Regions from separate parts of the Homo sapiens genome. Here region 1 is linked to region 2. The links are chromatin loops, found by intact Hi-C in ENCODE. Cell type or tissue: B cell. All regions are shown on one strand. Links, peaks and the distances in the headings refer to the core of each region. The heading gives the core; the rest is flanking DNA.

The links. A loop is a pair of places that touch in the nucleus more often than their neighbours do. Peaks named below come from ENCODE experiments on the same cell type or tissue, not always from the same donor. Only the 100,000 strongest peaks of a DNase experiment are listed, where the experiment ranks them.
Region 1: it touches region 2 in a loop (13-fold over the local background); 10 of 110 quality-filtered maps call a loop at or near these places.

What each region holds. Positions count from the first base shown.
Region 1 is chr1:16,415,194-16,424,878 of GRCh38, reverse strand. SPATA21 (spermatogenesis associated 21) reads left to right here. Exons shown (of 13, transcript NM_198546.1): 4 at 2,908-2,968; 5 at 3,322-3,370. Among named protein-coding and RNA genes, the nearest start is that of SPATA21, 17 kb to the left of the region's middle. In B cell, for the core only: no CTCF peak of the experiment used is centred there; a DNase peak (open chromatin) is centred at 3,928; H3K4me3 peaks cover 467 bases; H3K27ac peaks cover 1,087 bases.
Region 2 is chr1:16,361,503-16,371,187 of GRCh38, reverse strand. SZRD1 (SUZ RNA binding domain containing 1) reads right to left here and starts at 3,946. Exons shown (of 4, transcript NM_001114600.3): 1 at 3,880-3,946. The coding sequence starts at 3,930. It also overlaps the pseudogene RPL22P3. RefSeq lists enhancers at 3,150-3,439, 4,190-4,249, 7,460-7,609, 7,680-7,729. In B cell, for the core only: CTCF peaks have their summits at 7,420 and 7,622 (motif pointing right); DNase peaks (open chromatin) are centred at 3,387, 3,687, 4,017 and 7,637; H3K4me3 peaks cover 2,563 bases; H3K27ac peaks cover 2,483 bases.

The DNA of each region.
Region 1 (9,685 bases), core at 355-8,354, 54 kb before region 2:
TCAATGGGTGCAGGGGGGAGGGAGGAGGTGCCAGGTTCTGTATACAGATAATATTGGGACATGCTGAGTTTAACAAAGCTGAAACAGGTTTCTGTATGCTAGGATATCCTGGAAGCAGTTTACTAGCTGCTGAGCCTTTGTAAGATTTTGCAAGATATGATTAGAGGCCAGGCGCCGTGGCTCGTGCTTGTAATCCCAGCACTTTGGGAGGCTGAGGTGGGAGGATTGCTTGAGCCCAGGAGTTTGAGATCAGGGCAACATGGTGAAACCCCGTTCCTACAAAAAATACCAAAGTTAGCTGGATGTGGTGGCACATGTCTGTGGCCCCAGCTACTCCAGATACTGAGATGGGAGGATCCCCTGAGCCTGGGGTCCAGGCTGCAGTGAGCCAAGATCACACCACTGTGCTCCAGCCTGGGTGACAGAGTGAAACCCTGTCTCAAAAAAAATAAAAATAAAAAAATAAATAAAAAATTTTAAAAAGATATGGTTAGAGTATATTGCCTTTCCCAAACTTATTTGACCACAAGATCTTTTTTTATTTATCTGTAAGATTTTTTTTTTTTTTGAGACAGTCTTGCTCTGTCGCCCAGGCTGGAGTGCAGTGGCGCAATCTCGGCTCACTGCAAGCTCTGCCTCCCAGGTTCATGCCATTCTCCTGCCTCAGCCTCCCAAAGTGCTGGGATTACAGGTGTGAGCCACCGCACCCAGCCTGGTAAGATTTATTTTTAACAGCTTCAGTAAGGTATAATTGGCATTCACTTGCACATACTTTAAGTGTACAATTTAATATTTTGACATATGTACACACCCACAAAACCATCCCCACAATCAAGAAAGCAAACATAGCCATCACCCCAACCATTTCCTCATGCCCTTTCTCATCCCCCCTCCCACTAGTCTATCCCCAGGCGACTACCAACTATCACTATAGATTTGTTTGTATTTCGTGGAATTTTACACAAATGAAATTGTACAGTGTACATTCTTTCTGTCTGGCTTCGTTCACTCCACATGACTATTTGAGATTCATCTAGGTCGGGTGCGGTGGCTCAGCCTGTAATCCCAGCACTCTGGGAGGCTGAGGCGGGTGAATCACCTGAGGTCAGGAGTTCAAGACCAGCTTGGCCAACCTGGTGAAACCCCGTCTCTACTAAAAATATAAACATTAGCTGGGCATGGTGGCAGGTGCCTGTAGTCCCAGCTACTCGGGAGGCTGAGGCAGGAGAATCACTTGAACCTGGGAGGCGGAGGTTGCAGTGAGCTGAGATCATGCCAGTGCACTCCAGCCTGGAGAACAGAGTGAGACTCTGTCTCCAAAAAAAAAAAAAAAAAAAAAGGAGAGAGAGAAAGAGAAAGAAATTCATGTATTGTGTGTATCAACATGTTGTTCTTTTGGTTGCTCAGTAATATTTCCATTCTATGGATATACCATAATATACCACTTTTTTTTTTTTTTTTTTTTTGACATGGAGTCTCACCCTGTTGCCCAGGCTGGAGTGCAGGGGTGTGATCTTGGGTCACTGCAACCTCCACCTCCTGGGTTCAAGTGATCCTCCCACCTCAGCCTCCTGAGTGGCTGGGATTACAGGCACGTACCACCACGCCCAGCTAATTTTTGTGTTTTTAGTAGAGACAGGGTTTCACCATGTTGGCCAGGCTGGTCCTGAACTCCTAATCTCGTGTGATCCACCCACTTAGGCCTTTATTATTTTTTTTCAAGAGACAGAGTCTCACTCTGTCGCCCAGGCTGGAGTGCAGTGGTGTGATCATGGCTTACTGCAACCTCCACCTCCTGGGTTCAAGTGATTCTCGTCCCTCAACCTCCCAAATAGCTGGGATTACAGACATGAGCCACCATGCGTAGCTAATTTTGTGTAGAGACAGAATTTCTCCATGTTGGCCAGGCTGGTCATGAATTCCTGACTTCAAGTGATCCACCTGCCCCTCAGCCTCCCAAAATTCTGGGATTGCAGGTGTGAACCACCACACCTGGCCAAAACCTCCTCTTTTTAAGGAGGCTCATGAAGGATTCTTGTTCTTTGAAGTATCCCTTGGAAAATCCCATTAAGGCTGAGCATGGTGACTGATGCCTGTAATCCCAGCACTTTGGGAGGCTGAGGCAGGAGGAATGCTTGAGCCCAGGAGTTCAAGACCAGCCTGAGCAACATAGTGAGACCTCATCTCTACCAAAAATTAAAAAATATCAGCCAGGCGTGGTGACAGGTATTTGTAGTCCCAGCTACTTGGGAGGCTGAAGCAGGGGGATCCCTTGAGCTCAGGAGGTCAAGGCTACAATGAGCTGTGTTCTTGCCACTGCACTCCAGCCTGGGTGACAGAGTGAGACTTGTCTCAAAAAAAAAAAAAAATACACACACACACAAAGGAAAACCCTATTTAAAGGGGATCTTCTCAATTTTCCAGGCTCTCATTCCACTCCCATAGGGAAGTGTGGTTCTTTGGGTAGGCCACGCCTTCTCTGGGCTTCAATTTCCTCACCCTTCAAAATGTGGGAGTACCTGTGCTACCTTCTAGGGGCACTAGGAGAATTAAGTAAGATGATGCCTGAAGTGCTGGGACCCTAGTAAGTGTGTAATAACTGGTCTCCAGTTCGCCTGGAGCATTGAGGTTCACCTGGGAACGAGGATGGAGCTCCCCAGCCGTGGTGTCCTTGTCCTTGACAGGGCTCCGGATATCAATCCACCCCCAGTCACCAGGCAGACATGGTGCAGCCAGCAGAGCCTTGCTGCCGCTTGGCCAGCCATGGCCAGCCACTGGGAGGCAAGCACCCCAAGGAGGCAGGTGTCCCACACATCAGGCCACAGGAGGCTCCGCCAGAGCCCAGCCCAGGGGGACATGGGGACAGCTCTCAGGAAGCAATGCCCCCAATGTCCGTCGTGGCTCCAGAGGAAAAGACAGTCAACCCCTTCCTGCCATCCACGCCTGGACCTAAAAAAGCAAAAGGAGGGTAAGTCATCATCCAGTGCCATCCCCTGCCCCCAACAAGGATGCTCTTCTGCTGAGTTTCAGGTGGGGTGAATTCTAGTCCAGACTGCTCCTGACCTGGTAGAGGACCTTGGGCAAGTCATGCTCCGCTGGGTCTCAATTTCCCCATCTGTGTAATGGCTGGAATACCAGAATTCTTGGTTCCGTGAGCCTGTATATATGAGGATGTGGGGACATAAGGAGCCCCCTGAGATGAGAAGGCCAAGGGGATGAGGCTGGGGTGGAACTGAGTGTCCTGGGGGCTGAGAGGGGAGGGCAGGGGGGCAAACCTTCAGCTGAGCGCTTCCCCCACCTGGGGGTTTCTCTTCTATTCAGGGGTGAGGCTGTGGAGACCCACCCAGCACCGGGGCCTCTTCCTCCACCAGTAAGTAGGGCCATAGGGGGAACGGGGACGAGCTGTGTAGGAGAAAGGCAGGGGGGATCAGGAGGAGGAAGAGGGCAGAAGCGGATGTGGCACGTCAAACCCCTATTTGGAGTCAAACCAAGGAAGGTGTGTGTGGCTGTGTGTTAAAGTGCACATGGATGTGCACACGTGTGTGTGTGTGCCTGTGCCTGTGTGTATGCATGTGTGTGTATTCTGGGTGGGCATCAAGAATGCTCTTACACTCTGGAGCCCTTGGGTTCATCCCAGGTGGTGGCTTGTTCCACATCAGCATGGATTTCTTCCACCCATTTGCCCTCGGCCACAGCCACACAATCCAAAGCATCCCTGAACACCTGGGAGGCTTCCCCGACCCCTCCCAGCCATCCTTCCCTCCCCAAGCTCTGCCACTTCCTAGTTCTTTGACCTGACCAGGCAACCTGCAAATACACAGTCACTAGCATGCATGCCCTGCCAGCATCTGCCCTGTCTCATCCTGTTCTGTTCATTGGCAAAACCCCACCCTGGCTAAACTCACTCAGCCTTGTACCCATGTTGAGCAGCTTAATGCGGTTGGAGAACATCCTGTCTTATTGATGGGTTTCACTTTCAAGCATTAACCACTCATGTCAGATGCTGCCTGCAAGTCTCACTTTTCCTTGGCCACACCGCCCTCCCTCCGCTCCAGGTCATCATTTCACAACAGCATCCCCCACGCCCCTCATCTCACTCATGTGTCACTGACAAACAGAAGCATCAGATGAGAAGAAGCATCCCCAAACCCACCACCCTCCCTGCCTTGATTTGGCTGCAATGGGAGCTGTGAAGATGGGCCCCTGCTCCCATGGCTGTCTCCCCATTTATTCATTAGCTCTCGTCCCCTCCCCCCACCACATGATCCCTCTCTGCGTTACTACAGGACGATTCCATCAGCATACAAACATGGCTCAGCCTCCACAATATCAAAAGCTGCCTTTCTTTCTTTCTTTCCTTTTTTTTGAGACAGAGTCTCTGTTGCCCAGGCTGGAGTGCAGTGGTGTGATCACGGCTCACTGCAACCTCCACCTCCCGGGTTCAAGCTAGTCTCAGCCTCCTGAGTAGCTGGGACTACAGGCGTGTACAAACATACCTGGCGTCAAAAGCCGTCTTTCCTTGCTCCCCTTTGCAGCCCCATCCCTCAATAATTGTCCCCCTCACCTCCTCCGCTTGTCTTTTCTCAACACATCCCCATATGAGAGCTTTTATCGGGGTCTCCATAATCTCCATCTGGCTTATCAAATGGAAGAGCTCTGTCCTTACAGAGCCCACCTCGCAACAGCAGAAGACACAGTGGCTCCCTCTCTCCTCAATGCTGCCTTCTCCAGGCTCCATGACAGCCCTACCTTGGTTCTCCTCCCATGTCACTAGCAACTCCTTCCCAGTCTCCCTCCCTAGTTCCTCCTCATCTTCTCCACCCTCGGGGCTCCACCCTCTGGTCTCCCATCTCCATTCTCTCCCTGGATGATCTCATTCAGTCCCTCTGATGATTCCCAAATCCATATCTTCAGGCGAGACTTTGCCTTTTTCTTTTTTTGAATTGACAGAGTCTCTGTTGCCCAGGCTGAAGTGCAGTGGCGCAATCTCAGCTCACTGCAACCTCTGTCTCTGAGGTTCAAGCAATTCTCTTGCCTCAGCCTCCCGAGTAGGTGGGATTACAGGCAAGCACCACCTCACCCGGTTAATTTTTGTATTTTTAGTAAAGATGGGGTTTCACCATATTGGTCAGGCTGCTCTCGAACTCCTTACCTCCGGTGATCCGCCCGCCTCAGCCTCCCAAACTGCTGGGATCACAGGCGTGAGCCACCATGCCCAGCCATAGACCTTGCCTTTAAATTCCATGTTCATATATCCAATGGCCTACTTGAATTCCCTCTGGCTGGCTAATTCACTTCTCAAACATGACCACAGCAGTCTTCTTCAGCCCAGCAAATGACACTGCCTTTCTCACCCAAGGGGCTCATGCAACCCAGCTCAAAATCACCTCTGATTCCTCCTTTTCCCTCTATAATCCTTTCACGTGTCAACAAGCCCTGTTTAGTGCTACCTACAAAATAAATCCTGAATCCGTCCCTTCCTTCCACTCCCTCTTTCATTACCCTAGTCCAAGCCTCATCTTCTTAGAATAAGATCCAAAATCTTCACCAAGAGCCATAAAGCCCTATGTCTAGCCACTCTGGTCTAACCTCCAGCCCTTGGATATGCTAAGCCTAGTCTCACCCCAGGGCCTTTGAATGTTCCTGTGCCTGAACTCCTCTTCATAGACAGTCTTACGGCTCTCTTGAGTCATTCACTTTCAATTTCGACATCAGTTTTTCCACAAGGCCTTCCCTGGCCAGCCATCTCAAGGAGCCTGTCAGCCACACTCAGCCTATCACATTGTCCTGTTTTATTGTCTTTGTAGTACTTTCTCCCTCCGACATTATCTTTAAGTTGTCAACCTATTCATTATCTAGAACGCAAGCTCCCTGAGGGCAGCCTTGCTAGTTGACTTACTCCTCTATGCTTTGTGCCTCAAACAATGCCCAGCACGTGGTAGGTACTCAACAGGAATGTGTTGAATAAATGAATGGATGGGAATAAGATGAGGTACCTCTCCAGACTAGTGAGAAGTCAGATGAGAAATAAGAACTAGGCCGGATGCAGTGGCTTATCCCTGTAATCCAAGCACTTTGGGAGGCCGAGGCAAGTGGATCACCTGAGGTCAGGGGTTCAAGACCAGCCTGGCCAAAATACAAAAATTAGTGGGGCATGGTGGCGTGCACCTGTTGTCCCAGCTACTTTGGAGGCTGAGGCAGGAGAGTCACTTGAACCCGTGAGGCAGAGGATGCAGTGAGCCAAGATAGCGGCACTGCACTTCAGCCTGAGAAACAGAGCAAGCCTCTGTCTTGGAAAAAAAAAAAAGAGAGGGTATGGTGGCTCATGCTTGTAATCCCAGCACTTTGGGAGGCTGAGGCGGGAGGATCATGAGGTCAGGAGATCGAGACCATCCTGGCTAACAAGGTGAAACCGCTTCTCTACTAAAAATACAAAAAAATTAGCTGGGCATGGTGGCGGGCACCTGTAGTCCCAGCTACTTGGGAGGCTGAGGCAGGAGAATGGCATGAACCCAGGAGGCAGAGCTTCCAGTGAGCCGAGATCACGCCACTGCACTCCGGCCTGGGCGACAGAGCGAGACTCCATCTCAAAAAAAATAAAAATAAAAAAAAGAGAGAGAGAAATAAGAACTATTCCTTGCCTGTGTGTTTCTGCCTTTTACCCCATCCCTACCCCATGCAAAGCGTGGGCTGGATACTGTGGGGGAGAAGAGGAGAGGGCACAATTTAGCTCTGCAAGTACATACTGAGTGTCTGTGGCATACCAGGCCCAGTGCTTGGAGAGAAAGGACAAGGAAAGCCGGGGAGGGCCCCTGCTCCCTGCTCTGGAGGATGCAGCTGAGCTGGTGGCACCACAAGAGATGAGAGGTCCTGGACAGGAAGTCCTGCAGGCACTCAGAGGAGCCCTGGGGCCAGCAGGTAGCTTTCTGGAGAGGGAGGACTGATATTAGGCCATACAGAGGGAATGGAATACAGACAGAGCCAGGGAGTAGAAAGGGCGCCCAGGGCCAGGTGCAGTGAGTGGCTCACGCCTGTAATCCCAACACTTTAGGAGGCTGAGGTGGGCGGATCACCTGAGGTCAGTAGTTCAAGACCAACCAGGTCAACATGGTGAAACCCCATCTCTATTAAAAACACAAAAAATGGCCGGGCACGGTGACTCATGCCTGTAATCCCAGCACTTTGGGAGGCCGAGGTGGGCGGATCACCTGAGGTCAGGAGTTCGAGACCAGCTTGGCCAACATGGGGAAAAAAAACCCCGTCTCTACTAAAAATACAAAAAAATTAGCCAGGCGTGGTGGCAGGTGCCTGTAATCCCAGCTATTCAAGAGAGAATCGCTTGAACCTGGGAGGCAGAGGTTGCAGTGAGCCAAGATCGTGCCATCGCACTCCAGCCTGGGGAACAAGAGCGAGACTTTGTCTCAAAAAAAAAAAAAAAAAGCCCACAAAAAAATTAGCTGGGCATGGTGGCAGGCACCTGTAGTCCCGGCTACTTGGGAGGCTGAGGCAGGAGAATCATTTGAACCCAGGAGGCAGAGGCTGCAGTGAGCCAAGATCTTGCCATTGCACTCTAGCCTAGGCAGTGAGTGAAACTCCGTCTCAAAAGAAAAAAGGCAAAGAAAAGAAAGGGCAGCCAGGCAGCAGACCCATCACAAGGAAAGTTACAGAGATGGGAAGGAAGGTGAATGAAAAGTGACGATGGAGAGGGCCATCATCTGGGCCTCGTGGGACAAGCATATTGGATACAATGGACAGAGCGGCTGAAAAGCTAGACTGGCTGTGATATGAAGCCTCCAGGATGTGAGGCAGGCTCACCGTGTACTGGTTACCAACTTGTCTTGAGTCCAGTGAGGCAGAATACCCATGCATACATGTTATAAAAGTGAGTTTATTACTAAAGATGGGCAACAAAGGACAATAGAAGCCTAGGATCCACTGTGAGCCTGGGCCCCAAGGCTCAGGAAAGCTGTCTGGGACAGAGGGAGTCCTGTCTGCGTGTGCCGCACTTGCTGAGGGACCGCAGAAAGCAGCACACCCTGGGTTTTATACATCAAGGTGACATGATTTGCTGGGCTAAAGCCTTGAAGGCCATCCTATTTCTGGGGCTCAGGGGAGTGGAACAGATCCTGGGGTGTTCCAGCCAGTCCCTCCCTATCTTAGGATATTGCATTCCCACCACATTCTTTTTTTTTTTTTTTGAGATGGAGTCTCTCTCTGTCGCCCAGGCTGGAGTGCTGTAGTGGTGTGATCTCAGCTCACTGCAACCTCCACCTCCCGGGTTCAAGCAATTCTCCCGCCTCAGCCTCCCAAGTAGCTGAGATTACAGGCATATACCACCACGTGTGGCTAATTTTTGTATTTTTAATAGAGACAGAGTTTCGCCATGTTGGCCAGGCTGGTCTTGAACTCCTGACCTCAAATGATCCACCCGCCTCAGCTTCCCAAAGTGCTGGGATTACAGGCATGAGCCACCGTGCCCGGCCCCCACCACATTCTTTAACTGTGTAATCTTCAGAACTACAAGTGAGAAATGAGAGAGAACTGGGTGGGTCCAAGGCCCACCTGCACCAGAGACCCATCCTGCACAGTCGTGGAGTGAAGCATTTGGCCTTAGCACTTCAATGACACTCTTAACACCTTGCAAAAAGCTGGGCCTAGGAAGAAATACTAGACTAGAGCACCCCGAGGCTGGGCACTAGGCACCCCTGTACCCACGTGACTGCACTTGTGGCACAGATGGATGAAGGGATGGGTGTGACAGTCACAGGGAGCCCCTGCAGGCTCGGGGGTAGCAGAGCAGTGACAGAAGAGCTGCACAGAGGTCAATGCAGTGGCCTGTTCAGGACACCTGGTGCCAGGTGGAAGGGGCTCAGAGAAGGCAGAAGGAGGAATCCAGGTGTGTGAGGGTTGGAGAAGCTGGAGGGAAAGATGTCAGGGCCTTGGCACCATCGTTCACCCACAGGCTGAGCGCCTGCTGGGAGCAAAACTTGGTGCTGGATCCTGAAATAATAGGAGACATTTGGCCGGGTGTGGTGGCTCACGCCTGTAATCCCAGCACTTTGGGAGGCCGAGGTGGGCGGATCACAAGGTCAGGAGATCGAGACCATCCTGGCTAACATGGTGAAACCCCGTCTCTACTAAAAATACAAAAATTAGCCAGGCATGGTGGCGGGCGCCTGTAGTCCCAGCTACTCGGGAGGCTGAGGCAGGAGAATGGCGTGAACCCGGGAGGTGGAGCTTGCAGTGAGCCGAGATCACACCAACACACTCCAGCCTGGGTGACAGAGCGAGACTCCGTCTCTAAAAAAGAATAATAATAATAATAATAGGAGACATTCTGAGACAGACTTCTACCCACCTTGGGGCTCAGAGTCTGTATCTGCAACAGGGGCAGAGGCCCCGGACTTTGGAAGCCCTGTAGTCCCCAGAGGGCCATGGGGAGTCCCCGGAGGGCCATGATGACAGTGAGGCTGGATTCATGGCCACCATCTTGGGCCCCAATATCACAATGGAGCAGGAGCCCCAGAACTGATTTTTTTTTTGAGGGTCACATTCTGCCACCCAGAGTGCTAGAGTGCAGTGGCACAATCTTGGCTCACTGCAACCTCCGCCTCCTGGGCTCAAGTGATCCTCCCACCTTAGCCCCTTCAAGTAGCTGATAGTACAGGCGCGAGCCATCATGCCT
Region 2 (9,685 bases), core at 577-8,576:
CTTGTGGTGTTGGAGGGCAGGGATCTCCAAAATCCTTTACTTCCAAGGATTAGAACTGCCGCTGGATTTTTGTGTAGTTTCAATTTTCCCATTTAGGTTATTAGTCTTCACCCAGTTTTTGCTGTTTTGGAGTAGGGTATTCAAAGCTCATTACCAGTAGGAAGAGGGGATAACCTGAAGCCAAGACTTTTACGCAATTGCCTATATATGAAAGACATGTATAGCCTGCAGTCCATTGGTTTCCCAGTGATGTGGACATAACATCTCCCTGGCTCCCCTCTTTCAAAAGTGCATATTTACAAGAACCTTTGTGAAATTTGAAAAGGGAATCAAATTCAAGACAGCGTTCAAATATAAGCCCAGACAAACTATTAAAAATGAAAGCTGGCTGAGGGCAGTGGCTCATGCCTATAATCCCAGAACTCTGGGAGGCTGAGGCAGGAGGACTGCTAGAGCCCAAGAATTCAAGGTTGCAGTAAGCTATGATTATGCCACTGCACTTCAGCCTGGGAAACCAAATGAGACCCTGTATCTAAAATAAATAAATATTTTTTTTTTTAATGAAAGCTGCCAGGCATAGTGGCACATGCCTATAATCTACTGGGAGGCCCAGCCTGGGCAATCTCATCTCAAAAAATAAAAAAAAAATTAAAAAAAAAAAGGCCAGGTGCAGCGGCTCATGCCTGTAATCCCAGCACTTTGGGAGCCTAAGGCAGGAGGATCACTTGAGGCCAGGAGTTCGAGATCAGCGTGGCCAACATGGTGAAACCCCGTCTCTACTAAAAATACAAAAATTAGCTGGGCGTGGTAGCATGCGCCTTGTAATCCCAGCTACTCGGGAGGCTGAGGCACGAGAATCGCTTGAACCTGGGAGGTAGAGGTTGCAGTGAGATGAGATTGAGCCACTGCACTCCAGCCTGGGCAATGGAGTAAGACCTTCTCTCAAACAAAAAAAAAAAAAAGGAAAAGAAAGAACACCCAATTCCCAAATTTTCCACATGTCCCCAGGTAGAGAGGTAGCAGCAAAATGCTAGAGAAAAAAAGCCCAGCCTTGAAGTCAGACATGCTTGGGATCAAATCCCAGCTTCCCCCAGCTGTGTGATCTTGCGCAAAACAGGTTACTCTCGAAACCTCCGTTTCCTTGTCTATAAAAGGGGGACAATGCCTCAACAGGTTGTTTCAAGGATTCAATTAAATAAAATATATTAGAGAACCTGCATTTTGGCAGAAGTGTTCATGATGTCAATAAGGCAAGGTTTGTGTTCCACCTCTGTAGTTTTTTTTTTTTGTTTTTTTTTTTGATGGAGTTTCACTCTTGTTGCCCAGGCTGGAGTGCAATGGCATGATCTCGGCTCACTGCAACCTCCGCCTCCTAGGTTCAAGCAATTCTCCTGGCTCAGCCTCCCAAGTAGCTAGGATTACAGGTATGTACCATAGGGTCCAGCTAATTTTTGTATTTTTAGTAGAGATGGGGTTTCACCATGTTGGCCAGGCTGGTCTGGAACTCCTAACCTCAGGTTATCCACCCACCTCAGCCTCCCACAGTGCTGGGATTACAGGCGTGAGCCACAGCACCTGGCCGCGGTACATTTTTAAAGGATATTACTAAAGTAAGGGATAGCAGAAAGAACTCTGGCTTTCTGCCTCCGCTGCTGCCATGGCTTCTGTGAAAAAGCCTGTGGTGAAGGGGGGCAAAAAAAAGAAGCAGGTTCTGAAGTTCACTCTTGAATGCACTCACCCCGTAGAAGATGGAATCATGGATGCTGCCAATTTTGAGCAGTTTTTGCAAGAAAGGATCAAAGTGAACGGAAAAGCTGAGAACCTTGGTGGAGGGATGGCGACCATTGAAAGGAGTAAGAGCAAGATCAACGTGACATCCGAGGTGCCTTTCTCCAAAAGGTATTTCAAATATCTCACCAAAACATATATGAAGAATAATTTACGTGATTGGTTGCTCCTAGTTACTAACAGCAAAGATAGCTACAAATTATGTTACTTCCAGATTAACCAGGACAAAGAGGAGGAAGATGAGGATTAAATTTCATTTATCTGGAATATTTTGTATAAGTTTTTCAATAAAACTTGGGAACCAAAAGAAAAAAGAAAGAACACGCGACAAGCGTCAGAAAGACCTAAGTCTCTAAATCTCACATCTCTAGGCTTATTCAGCTGTTAAATGGGGGACTGTACTAGCTATTTCTAATTGACTTACCCATTCTGAAAAACTAAAGTAAGCCCCAATTTCTGCTGAATCCTATTCATTTTTGTTCATTTGCCTCCAACTTCTCTAACATGAGGGATTTATGACCCTTTGAAACAGGTGAGGAAAACCAAAGAAAGGCCAAGATGCCCAAGAAACGTATCATTTGCATGATATTAAAGTTGTAAGCCAAGCTTTTTTATAGGGATGTCTGGATGATTCACTCAGATTAGTGGTAGGCAATAAACGCCTGTACCGAAAATGTTGCATTTTCTGGCACAAAGTCACTGATAAGCACACTGCCTAGCATATAGCAGACACTCAAAAATGCTGGTTGAATGAACAAGGAGCCAACTGACACCTGTTACTCCCTATAAAATCTTTAACTTTCTTAAGCCAAAACTCAAGAAAGATGGTTGTCACATTAAGAACTCTACTAAATATCCTCTGAACGAACGAATCCTTCAAATTCTCAATTATGCTAAATGGAAAAACATAAACAACCGTTGAGAGAAATGCTGAACCAGCGGAAAAAACTTCAAAGCCAAGTTTCAACATTCCCGTAGAGCTAGATACACCCACTGACTGCTGCCAGGGTCAATTTCCCGGCCTCTTCCAGAGCTCATAAGCACCCCCAAAAAGCGCTTAGGAAAAAAAACCCAGCGCCTACTCTACCCTGGTACGCTCGACTCCTCGCACACGTAAACCTTTAAGGTGGATGTCAGTGCAGCCAGCATTGAACAGACGCGAACACGGGGAGACAAAAAAAGCATCTCCCCATATTCACAAGGGTCACCACAGACAAACTCTGAAAAGACCAAATTATTCACAAATCTAAGAGAATTGACAGATCCTCTTTGAGATAAACTATTTTCCTACAGTTTCTGGAGGCAAACAAAAACTCCAAAAACAAGTCGAACGGTCCATCTCCCCACTCCTCTCCCAAGAATGTGGCTGTTTTACATATCACACCCTGGACTCCGACAAGCGAACTCCTAGACCTTCCCGGGGCCTCGGATCGCTGAGTGGCAGAGGAGCTGCCCCGCAGAGCTTTCGGTTGCTTTGGCAGAGTCCCCGTGAGACCTGCCTGCCTGCCCACAAACTCTTCTTGGAGTAAAAGTGAAAGAGAAAAAAAACCCGACTCGTCCACCGTGACGGATGGTGGGGGATTTTAGCAGAGTTGAGTAGCCCAAAGAGGATTCAATTTCCCCCCGCCCTCGGCTGCCTCCTCCCGCTTTCCTGCGAAGCCGGACATGCCTCCTTGGTCCGCGCAAGCCCCACCACCACCCACATGGTGTGTCCGTCCCGGTCAGAGCACAAGAACTTTAAAATGGTGCCTCGGGCCACAAGGCTCATCGGAAAGAGTCACAGAGGCCCACGGCCAGCAAGTGGGCGCGGGGGGTCAGGAAAGGAGGCCCCGGGTGGCGGGTGGGGCGCCCCGGGTGACGCGCGCGTTAGTGGGCGGAGGGAGGCGCACCAGGCAAAGGAAAGGAGAGAAATGGATCGCGGCCCCTTTAAGAGGCCTTCACGGCGCTCAGGAACTGGGGGCCTCTCCACCACCCCCAGCCCGGCGTATGGGGCCCTTCCTTGGGGAGAACTATCTCCAGACCCGCTCCCCGGAGGCTCCCCTCACGCCAGGTCTCGCCCGGCCCTGCCATGGGACGGCGGCTCCTCCTTACCCCGCTGTCTGCCGCCTCTTCCCAGCTCTCAGCGACCTCCTCATCTTCCATCTTACTCGCCGCTTTCCCTCCTCCCCCACCCCCTCCCCGCGCCTGCGCTTTGAAGCGCGCCTCCGTCGCGGGCGCAGGCACGCAAGGCTTTACTCAATGGACCCCGCCCGCTGCCAAGCCCGGAAGAGGCGCCAGGCAAGGTCCCAAGTGTACATTAGGGCAGCCATCTTGGAAGGGGGCAGAGAAGGCGGAAAGATGCCATCTTTCTTAAGGGCCAACGCGTTATCTGTCTTACAGAATGGGCGTTCAAGGGAAGTCCTCATCTCGAGTACCGGAAGTGTGTTCTGTGGAACCATCTTTTCTAAGGGCAGGCAATTAAAGAAAACTTTTTTTCTTTTAAAGTGAGTCGTAGTTTTCCTAAACTACAGATAATGGTATCTTCAGAATTCTGAAAACATTTTTAAACACCAACAAATGATGAAAAATATCTGCTGATGCAGAAAACATTTTATTATTTCTGATAGGGTGAAAATCATTACAGTATTTCCTGCTCATAAAGCAGTATTCTAATCATTTATTAACACTATATCCGCTACCGTAAGGTAAAGACGGTAAAGATAATATTGCACCTCAGTTGGGAGAACCAGTGGGATTCCCAGCTACTAAGTTCTCCTGGGTCTTTAATGGTAGATAAATACGTTAGTATTACCTCTAAAAATTACTGGCCAGGCGCGGTGGCTCACGCCTGTAATCCCAGCACTTTGGGAGGCCGAGACAGGCGGATTACCTGAGGTCAGGAGTTCAAGACCAGCCTGGCCAACATGGTGAAACCCCGTCTCTACTACAAATACAAAAATTAGCTGGGCATGGTGGCACACGCCTATAATCCCAGCTACTCCGGAGGCTGAGGCAGGAGAACTGCTTGAGCCAGGGAGGTGGAGGTTGCAGTGAGCCGAGATCATGCCACTGCACTCCAGCCTGGCCGACAGAGTGAGGCTCTGTCTCAAAAAAAAAAAAAATTATTTATGTCAGGGCAGGCGTAGTGGCTCACACCTGTAATCCCACTTTGGGAGGCCAAGGTGGGCAGATCACCTGAGGTCAAGAGTTCGAGACCAGCCTGACCAACACGGAGAAACCCCGTCTCTACTTAAAATGCAAAATTAGCTGGGCATGGTGGCACATGCCTGTAATCCCACCTACTCGGGAGGCTGAGGCGGGAAGATCGCTTGAGCCTGGGAGGCGGAGGTTGCAGTGAGCCAAGATTGCGCCATTGCACTCCAGCCTGGACAACAAGAGCAAAACTCTATCTCAAAAAAAAGTTATTTATGTGGCCGGGCATGGTGGCTCACGCCTATAATCCCAGCACTTTGGAAGGGTGAGGCGGGGGGATCGCTTGAGCCCTGCAGTTTGAGACCAGCCTGGGCAACGAGGCAAAAGCCCATCTCTACTAAAAAAAAAAAAAAAAGCTGTGTGATCTTAACGCAAGTTACATAAGGATTCTATGTCTCAGTTCCCCAAGTGTATACATTAGAGATAGCTACTTCAAAAGTAGATTGTAAGAATTTAACCAGTTACTATGCTGAAATGCCTAGAACAGTGCCTGACCCATAGTAAGAGTCCTAAGGGTTAGCTATTATCATTATGGGAGTGTCTTGTCTGCCCGAGGAAGATTTATAATTGTCACTTCTGTAATCATCCTTTCTTAAAATATAAGGACAGGGAGATGCCAGGCGCGGTGGCTCACGCCTATAATCCCAACACTGTGGGAGGCTGAGGTGGGCGAATCAGTTGAGGTCAGGAGTTCAAGACTAGCCTGGTCAACATGGTGAAACCCCATCTCTACTAAAGATACAAAAATTAGCCGGATGTGGTGGCAAGCACCTGTAATCCCAGCTACTTGGGAAGCTGAGGCAGGAGAGTTGCTTGAACCCAGGAGGCAGAGGTTGCAGTGAGCCAAGATTGCGCCATTGCACTCCAGCCTGGGCAACAAAGCGAGACTCTGTCTCAAAAAAAAAAAAAAAGGCAGGGAGATAAGCAAACACCATGTGTTTATATTCTTACTGACATGTTCCTGTTTTTCTCTCAGTTTTAAATACATGTCATTCAGTAGTGTTGCATTTGGCTGCTATAACCAAGTTATCTGACTTGGAATGTGTTTTTTCTTGTATTTTTAGTATGCCATTAATCTTTCTGAAGTAAAACCTTCCTGCTGTGAAATTTCATAATTTGTATTCTTTTTTTTTTTTTTTTAGACATAGTCTCACTGTCGCCCAGGCTGGAGTGCAGTGGCGCAATCTTGGCTCATTGCAGCCTCTGCCTCCTGGGTTCATGTGATTCTCCTGCCTCAGCCTCCCGAGTAGCTGAGACTATAGGTGCTTGCCACTATGCCCAGCTAATTTTTGTATTTTTAGTAGAGGCCAGGTTTCACCATGTTGGCCAGACTGGTCTGGAACCCCTAACCTCAGATGATCTGCCTGCCTCAATCTCCCAAAGTGTTGGGATTACAGGTGTGAACCACTCTGCCCGTCCTGTTATTTGTATTCTTAATGATTATCATCATAAACTGCAACCATGTGTTAAATGTTACTGGTCTTTATTTAGAAGCTTAAGTGATATGCTTACTAATTCTCTGGTTTCACAACTTCCTGACTCTGAAATATTGTTCATTTCCAGGGTCTGTCCTCAGTCCACTGTTCTTACCTAGATGTTCATGGTATAAGCCACCCACTGTATGCTGAAGACTGCCAAAGTTGACTTCTAGCTGTGAACTGACCTGGTGTTTCTGATTCTGATTTTTACAGCTAGGCTTCTTATTGCCATCTCCACATGGATATTCCACTAGCAGCTTTTAAGTCTCTAAAACTCAAGTAATTCTCGGCCGAGCGCAGTGGCTCACGCCTGTAATCCCAGCACTTTGGGAGGCCAAGGCAGGCGGATCACGAGGTCAGGAGTTCGTAGACCAGCCCGACCAACATGGTGAAACCCCGTCTCTACTAAAAATACAAAAATTAGCCAGGCGTGGTGGCGCATGCCTGTAATCCCAGCTACTCAGGAGGCAGAGGCAGGAGAATCGCTTGAACCCGGGAGGTGGAGGTTCCAGTGAGCCGAGATCATGCCACTGCACTCCAGCCTGGGTGACAGTGAGATTCCATCTCAAAAAACAAACAAACAAACAAAAACCAAAAAAAAAAACCACACAAAAACTCAGTAATTCTGTTGAGTTCACCAATTTCATGGATTTTTGGCTTATTCACTCTGTGAGATTATATTTACTTGGAATACATTCTACTGTGAACCCATTCGTTGAAGTAAATTATCCTGACTGAGTCTTGGCAACAGCAAAGTGGTTGAAACTGTCAGACGGGGCTGGGCGCGGTGGCTCACGCCTGTAAATCCCAGCACTTTGGGAGGCCAAGGCGGGCAGATCACGAGGTCAGGAGATTGAGACCATCCTGGCTAACACGGTGAAACCCCGTCTCTACTAAAAATACAAAAAAAAAAAAAAATTAGCCGTGTGTGGTGGTGGGCGCCTGTAGTCCCAGCTACTCGGGAGGCTGAGGCAGGAGAATGGTGTGAACCTGGGAGGCAGAGCTTGCAGTGAGCCGAGATCGCACCACTGCACTCCAGCCTGGGCGACAGAGCAAGAGTCCGTCTAAAAAAAAAAAAAGTATACAGAAACTGTCAGACATAACCTCGTTCTGGAGCAATAGTTTTTCCTAAATGCAAGTGACTCCTATATTTAAGCTTTGTCGTTATGCCATATTACCAGCAGAGGGAGATGGTTTCTTACAATTTAGCATATTGGGCAACGACCCTTAACAAAAGCATTAGTTGTGCATTTCTGGGACTGCATTTTCAAGGAGACAAGAAAGATGGAGACCTTGGAAATCATCTGAAAATGCTGCAAATGAAATAGTTTTTGTTCCACAAAATGGGTAACCAGGAGGTCAGTCTTAGTTAATCACATAGACCCCTTGTGACCTTGGGCAAGTCTCTTCTCTCTCAGTCTGATTCCTCATCTGTAAAATCAGGGATGGAACCAAATTAGCTCTAAAATTGAAAAAGTAGTGGCAGTTTCTTCTTCCAGGGATAAGCCCAAAAAGTTGAGGCAGTGGCGGCCTGGCACCGTGACTCACGCCTGTAATCCCAGCACTTTGAGAGGCCGAGGCAGGTGGAAGATGAGGTCAAAAGATCAAGACCATCCTGAACGTGGTGAAACCCCTTCTCTACTAAAAATTCAAAAATTAGCTGGGCGTGATGGCACGCGCCTGTAGTCTCAGCTACTAGGGAGGCTGAGGCAGGAGAATCGCTTGAACCTGGGAGGCGGAGGTTGCAGTGAGCTGAGATCATGCCATTGCACTCCACCCTGGCCGATAGGGTGAGACTTTGTCTCAAAAAAAAAAAAAAAGTTGAGGCACACAATACACAGGTATTGTCAGAGGCCCTAAAGCATGAGTCTTTCTCTCTCTCTCTCACTCTTTCTGCTCTCACTCGGTCACCAGGCTGGAGTACAGTGGCACAATCATGGCTCACTGCAACCTCCACCTTCCAAGCACAAGTGACCCTCCTGCTTCAGCCTCCTGAGTACTGAGTAGCTGGGACTATAGGTGTGTGCCACCACACCCAGCTAAGTTTTTGCATTTTTTTTTTTTTTTTGGAGATGGAGATTCTCTCTTGTCACCCAGGTTGGAGTGCAATGGCGTGATCTTGGCTCACTGTATCCTCCGGATTCAAGCGATTCTCCTGCCTCAGCCTTCTGAGTAGCTGAGATTAGAGGCCTGGGCCACCATACCCAGCTAATTTTTTTTTTTTGACAGAATCTTGCTTTGTTGCCCAGGCTGGAGTGCAATGGTGTGATCTCGGCTCACCACAAGCTCTGCCTCCCGGGTTCAAGCGATTCTCCTGCCTCAGCTTCCCAAGTAGCTAGGATTACAGGCGCCTGCCACCAAGCCTGGCTAATTTTTGTATTTTTAGTAGAGACCGGGTATCACCATGCTGGCCAGGCTGGTCTCAAATTCCTAACCTCAGGTGATCCACCCGCCTCGGCCTCCCGAAGTGCTGGGATTACAGGTTTGAGCCACCGTGCCCAGCCCGGTGTATTGTATTATTAGTGGAGACAGTTTCTCCATCTTGGCCAGGCTGGTCTCAAACTCCTGACCTCAGGTGACTTTTTTTTTTCCTGAGACAGAGAGTCCACTTTTTTTTTTTTTTTTTTTTTGAGACGGTGTCTTGTCTTGCTCTGTTGCCCACGCTGGAGTGCAATGGCGTGATCTCAGCTCACTGCAACCTCTGCCTCCCAGGTTCAAGCAATTCTTCTGCCTCAGCCTCCTGAGTAGCTGGGACTACAGGCACGTGCCACCACGCCTGGCTAATTTTTGTATTTTTAGTAAAGACGGGATTTCACCATATTGGCCAGGCTGGTCTCAAAGTCCTGACCTTGTGATCTGCCCGCGTCAGCCTCCCAAAGTGCTAGGATTACAGCCATGAGCCACTGCGCCCAGCTTTTTTTTTTTTTTTTTTTTTTTTGACAAATTTTCGCTCTTGTTGCCCAGGTTGGAGTGCAATGGCATGATCTCAGCTCACCACAACCTCCGCCTCGCGGGTTCAAGCGATTCTCCTGCCTCAGCCTCCCGAGTAGCTGGGATTACAGGCATGCGCCACCATACCCGGCTAATTTTGTATTTTTAGTAGAAATGGAGTTTCTCCATGTTGGTCAGGCTGGTCTCGAACTCCCGACCTCAGGTGATCTGCCCGCCTCGGCCTCCCAAAGTGCTGGGATTACAGGCGTGAGCCACCTCGCCCGGCCGAGATAACT